2 separate regions of the Homo sapiens genome follow, and region 2 is linked to region 1. The links are chromatin contacts, found by Hi-C or POLR2A ChIA-PET in ENCODE. All regions are on one chromosome and are shown on one strand. Each heading gives the region's core, a stretch centred on a gene start or an enhancer-like site at or near the end of the contact. The rest is flanking DNA. Distances are from core to core; before and after follow the strand shown.

Evidence for each region. Hi-C counts contacts between places; a loop is a spot of excess contacts on that map. ChIA-PET counts read pairs that join two places held with the same protein, here RNA polymerase II (POLR2A). Pooled maps may share reads with other maps.
Region 2: a pooled map shows a loop between it and region 1 (4-fold over the local background). The contact joins two enhancer-like sites. A Hi-C loop is called at or near these places in 2 of 168 maps with a recorded cell type or tissue (heart left ventricle and sciatic nerve), 1 of 37 single-sample maps with no recorded cell type and 3 of 50 pooled maps. POLR2A ChIA-PET finds 5 or more read pairs at or near these places in 4 of 52 experiments (H1, RWPE1, endothelial cell of umbilical vein and 1 more).

What each region holds. Positions count from the first base shown.
Region 1 is chr17:3,533,740-3,536,514 of GRCh38, reverse strand. TRPV3 (transient receptor potential cation channel subfamily V member 3) reads left to right here. Exons shown (of 18, transcript NM_145068.4): 7 at 802-942. Among named protein-coding and RNA genes, the nearest start is that of TRPV3, 23 kb to the left of the region's middle. RefSeq lists a silencer at 717-766. Within about 2 kb of position 1,419, at least 20 of the 41 ENCODE cell types and tissues checked have a DNase peak (open chromatin) inside an H3K27ac peak, as active enhancers do.
Region 2 is chr17:3,602,366-3,605,140 of GRCh38, reverse strand. All of the region lies in intron 2 of TRPV1 (transient receptor potential cation channel subfamily V member 1), which reads left to right. Among named protein-coding and RNA genes, the nearest start is that of TRPV1, 5.7 kb to the left of the region's middle. Within about 2 kb of position 1,525, at least 3 of the 41 ENCODE cell types and tissues checked have a DNase peak (open chromatin) inside an H3K27ac peak, as active enhancers do.

The DNA of each region.
Region 1 (2,775 bases), core at 170-2,669:
CTGGGTTCAAGCGATTCTCCTGCCTCAGCCTCCCAAGTAGCTGGGATTACAGGCATGCGCCCCCACGGCCGGCTAATTTTGTATTTTTAGTACAGACCATGTTTCACCATGTTGGTCAGGCTGCTCTCGAACTCCTGACCTCAGGTGATCCACCTGCTTTGGCCTCCCAGTGTGCTGGGATTACAGGCCTCATCATTTCCTTCACTGGTCTCGGCTGCTTCTAACGCATCCTCCACTTTTGCAGCCAGAGAGGTCTGAAAACACCCATGCACCGAGCCCTACATTCTCGTCCTGCCAGTTTCCTAATTCAAGGCCGTCTGTGACTCTGGCCCTTAGCACAAGCTCTGCCCTCTTGCCCTGGCTGATGAGCTGGCCCCACACCGCCTCGCTAAACTTCTGAGGTCCCAGGTTAGAGAGCTCTGGGAAGCCCCCTGACGCTCTCTGGCTGTGAAGGGCCCTTGCTCTGGGTACCGCAGCTCCTGCACCCCTCTGAATCGTAGCACCTCGTTCTCAGTGACACTGCGGGCTTCTTGAGGAAAATAATCGAGATTGCGTCTTGGGCACCCACTGACCCCCAGCGCCTGGGGCCGGAGCCCGGAGCAGGCGCTCCACAAACATTTCTTGGGTCCGCGCAGGCATGAAGGAAGCAAAGAACAAAGCTGGGATTCCTGGTAGCTGGCGACACAGACCAGGGTTCTGATCTCCCCGTGGGTTCGGGGAGGGTATGGAGGCCAGAGCGGGTGGGCAAGAGGCCCCTGTGCCCGGCGCTGAGGCTCCCGCGCGTCCCCGCCCGCTCCGCAGGGCAGACGGCGCTGAACATCGCCATCGAGCGGCGGCAGGGGGACATCGCAGCCCTGCTCATCGCCGCCGGCGCCGACGTCAACGCGCACGCCAAGGGGGCCTTCTTCAACCCCAAGTACCAACACGAAGGCTTCTACTTCGGTGGGTGCCGCCCCCGCCCGGTGCGGAGTCTGGGAGGAGGGAGGAGGGAGACGGGAGAGGAAGGGAGGGAAGGGGAAGGAGGGAAGAAGGGAGGAGGGGGGAAGAAAGAGGGAAGGAGGAAGGAAGTGAGGAGGGAGAGGGAGGAAGGGAGGGGGAAACAGGAAGGAGAGAGGAGGGAGAGGGAGGAGGGAGGAAGGAAGCAGGAAGGATGAGGGAGGAAGGAAGGGAGGAGGGAGAGGAAGGAAGGGAGGAGGGAGAAAGGAAGAGGGAAGCAGGAAGGAGGGAGGAAGGGAGGAGGGAGGAGGGAGAGGGAGGAGGAGTAAGGAGGGGGAGGGAGGGAGGAGGGAGGCAGGAGACAGAAGGGAGAAGGAGGAGGGAGAGGGAGGAAGGGAGGAGGAAGGAGGGCGGAGGGAGAGAAAGGAAGGAAGGAGGGAGGAAGGGAGGGGCCACCCCGCTTTGAGCTCCACCCACACTGTCCCTGCCTTAAGAAGCTCTGGTGCCCCAGAGGGGCAGGAGGGGAGGAGGCTGGGCATGTCCATCTGAGCAGGACACCAGGGTGGACCAGAGAAGGAGGGGCTGGGAGGAGGTGTTGGGGGAGGAGTCCATGTTCCGGTGGTGTCACCTGGTGGTCTTAGAAGCATTGTCCTGGGTAGCTCTCTGAGGGAACAGAGACCTGGGAGGGAGGCTGAGGAGGCAGCCCCATTTTACAGGCGAGGAGATGGCTCTGTGAAGGGAAAGGACTTGCCCCAGGGTAGCAGGGCATTGACTTAGGTGTCCTGGCCTCCAGCTCTGACCTCTGTGCCAGGGCCCAGTGCATCTCAGGACTGCAGACAGGGAGTCGAGAGTGAGAGGGCAGAACTCCCCTGCCTCACAAGTCACAGAGTCCAGAAGCAATTGGGGTTAGGATGCTCTAGGAAAAAAAAAAAAAATTGAAATGCATAATTTAGATATAGTGAAAGTCACCCGTGTTAGAGGACAGTTCTGTTCATTTTCACAGTGCGTCGAGTTGGTTCACCACCACTGCAGTCAGAACAGGGAACAAATGGCTCCGTCACACACAAAAATTTCTCTGTGTAACTTTGTTGCAGAGGAGACCCCTCCTGCCACCCAGTCTTGCCTGACTGATGATCACCCATCTGTTTTCTCTTCTGGGTGTTATTTTTTTTATTTTTATTTTTTTAATGGAGTCTCACTCTGTTGCCCAGGCTGCTGGAGTGCAGTGGTGCCATCTGGCTCACTGCAGCCTCTGCCTCCTGGGTTCAAGCGATTCTCATGCTGCAGCCTCCTGAGTAGCTGGGACTATCTTCTGGGTGGTTTTTTAATCAGCAGGACTAGCTAGTCTGTGCTCTGGGCAGCCCTGCGTGTCCAGGTGTGGGTGTCCTGGAAAACGGGGTCTTGTCCAGTTCATCGTGTGTCCCCATTGCCCTGCATAGGAGCTGGTTGGACCTGGTGTTGGGAAGCATTTGTTGGGTGGGGCGAGGAGAGGGGAGGCAGCTGAAGACCTGGTGTCCGGAGCTGGTCGTGTCCCAGGCTTGCTGTGTGACCTCATGTGAGTCACTTGCCTTATTTTTTCTTAACAAGCATTTATTGAGCACTTACTGTCTACATCAGGCACTGTTCTAGGTACTTGAAATGTATCAGTGAACAAAATAGAGATCCTTGCCCTCATGGAACTTACATTCTAGACAGGGAGAGACCATCGGTAATAAGCACTATAAATAAGAATTTTATATACTATGATATGAAATGATAAGTGCTCTTAAAAAATACAAAGTAGACCGAGTGCAGTGACTCACATCTGTAATCCCAGCACTTTGGGAGGCCAAGGCAGGT
Region 2 (2,775 bases), core at 276-2,775, 69 kb before region 1:
ATCACAGTGCTAGGATTCAAACCCCAGAGCGAACCCACTCTCTTTAGCAACTAGGCAGTGGGGTCAGGCTAGGTAAATGTGTTTACATTAAAGTGATCGTCATGTCCAGAGTGTGACAAATTGGTGTAACTTGGTCATAGTGTGAATGGAAGGATGTTTATAGGAGTTGTGGCTGGACGTGTTGGGCAGACTGTGAAGGGTCTTGCATGCCCGCCTGAGGGGATTGGACTGTCTCCTGTAGACAGTGGGGTTTGGAGGACTGGGGCCTTGGGAGTGTAGCTGACAGTGTGGACGCTGGATTGGAGGAAGGGTGTTCTGGGAGACAGGAGGCTGTAAAACAGCCTGGAGAGATGGTGGGCCAGACCCAGTTCAGGGCAGGGTAGGGGACTCCAGCCCACCAGCCGCTGCTTTTCCTCCCGCCACACACTGCCTGCCTCTGGGCCTTGACCCCGTCCACATCATGTGTATGTGGCTTTCATGTTCTCTACTTTTCTCTTCTTCTTCTTTTTTTCTTTTTCTTTTTCTTTTTTTTTTTTTGAGACTTTTTGAGAGTCTTCCTCTGTTGCCCAGGCTAGAGTGCAGTGGTGCGATCTTGGCTCACTGCAACCTCCGCCTCCTGGGTTTAAGCAGTTCTCCTGCCTCAGCCTCCTGAGTAGCTGGGATTACAGGTGCCTGCCACCACACCCAGCTAATTTTTGTATTTTTAATAGAGACGGGGTTTCACCATGTTGGCCAGGCTGGTCTCAAACTCCTGACCTCAGGTGATCCGCCCGCCTCAGCCTCCCAAAGTGCTGGGATTACAGGCATGAGCCACCACGCCTGGCCTATTTTTCTCTTCTTCTGAAGTGGACTGAAAGCTCTTTGAGAGCAGGTGCCTAGGTGTCCTCAGCCCTGTCCTCCTGCACCTTAGCTCATGCCAAGGCCCATGTTTGGAATGTCCTCCTTGTGGGGCAGAATCCTTCTCCTTGTCCAAGGCCCAGCCCAAATGGCATCTGCCCTCTGCAAAGGGCCTCCCTGGTGACACATACGCCATCTGATTACAACTGCAGGGGAGGCCAAGACCCGGCTCAACATTTGTTGTTGGCATGGTCTGTTGGCCCCAGAGCCCCTGGCCTGTGCCTGTTACAGGGTGCCCTGCCCTGCCTAGTGTCAAGAGAGAGCCTGTGCACATCTTCCTTTCCTGTCCATCGTGGGCTTCTTGAGCGCAGAGACCACCCTGTTGACCCTACTGCTCTGCTAGGGGATTTGTATAGCACATGGTGGGCCCTCAGGAGAGAGGGTCTCACCTGGCCTCTCCCCTCAGCCACAGGTAGATGGACAGGCCAAGTCTTTGAAAGTGGGAGAGTCCTGATACAGAGATGCTCACTTGCGTGACTCATCAAACATTAAGCAAACCTTGTTTTTTTCATTAAAAAACAATTAGTCATAACTTCGAGCTAATGGCCGGATACAGCTCAGCAGTCAGCAGATGTGGTCCTCAGGCTGAAATAATGAAGATGAGAGCAGTCATCTCTCATGCCTGCCTAGAGCTTTACCAGGCTCAGAGCCCATTCACACCCACTATCCTGACTAATCCCAGAAAAGCCTCGTAAAGCAGGTAGGGCAGGTGTTCTTGGCTGTAATTTTGTGGAGGAAGAAGTAGACCCAGAGGTTCAGCTACCAGCCGGAGTCCATACAGCCGGCATCTAGCACACGCGGGCCTCTTCCATCCAAGGTCCAGGTTCTACCCACCTGCTGACCCTCCATTGGCCCTCGTCCCTCTTGTTCCCAGTCCCTGCCCTGGAACACAGCTCTGCAGAGCGGGGCTCCAGCGTTCTGTGCTGACTGGGTGTCTGACCCCTCCCCAGCTCAGACTTCAAGCTCTAGCCACTTCTGGAGGGTGCTGACCGGCTCGCAGACCGCTGCCCTCCACGGAAGCTGGTCTTTTAGACTCTTGGGCACCCGGTGACAGGAACACAGAGACGAAATGCAGGAAGGAGGGTATTTTTCTTTTTTTTTTTAATTTTAATTTTAATTTTTTGAGATGGAGTTTTGCTCTTGTTGCCCAGGCTGGAGTGCAATGGCGTGATCTCAGCTCATGCAACCTCCACCTCCTGGGTTCAAGTGATTCTCCTGCCTCAGCCTCCCGAGTAGCTGGGATTACAGGCATGCACCACCACGCCTGGCTAATTTTGTATTTTTAGTAGAGACGGGGTTTCTCCATGTTGGCCAGGCTGGTCTCGAACTCCCGACCTCAGGCGATCCACCCGCCTCGGCCTCCCAAAGTGCTGGGATTACGGGCGTGAGCCACTGAGGCCGGCTGGGGCTCGAATCTTGAGAGGAACCCAGGTGAGTGAAGAAAAGAAATTTGTCTCCGATGGCCAGTGTCAAGAGCTCAGCTTAATGTCAAGAACTCAGCTTAAGTCAATGTGCCCCCTAGTGGTAACACTAAGAGAAAACTGTCACCATTAGCGACGGTGGCGGTGTTTAGCATCTGCCATTCCAGATTTGGCCCAGCCGCTGGCTGGCGCGTCCGCAGACGCTTTCCTGAGCTGCCTCTCGCTCCCATCAAACCTGAACTTAGAAAACCACCCTCCCTCCCAGAAGTCATTAAAACTTTTCTACTCACAAGGAGTTTTAATGGGTACATCATTACATAAATGCAAGAACATCCTGTTTCAAATGATGACCCAGAAAACCACACTGATGGCAGTGATGGCCAGCCCTGAGGTCTTGTCCCCGCCACCATGTCGAGAGTTTTAGTGGAATCACTCCGTGAAGGTGCTGTTCAGATAA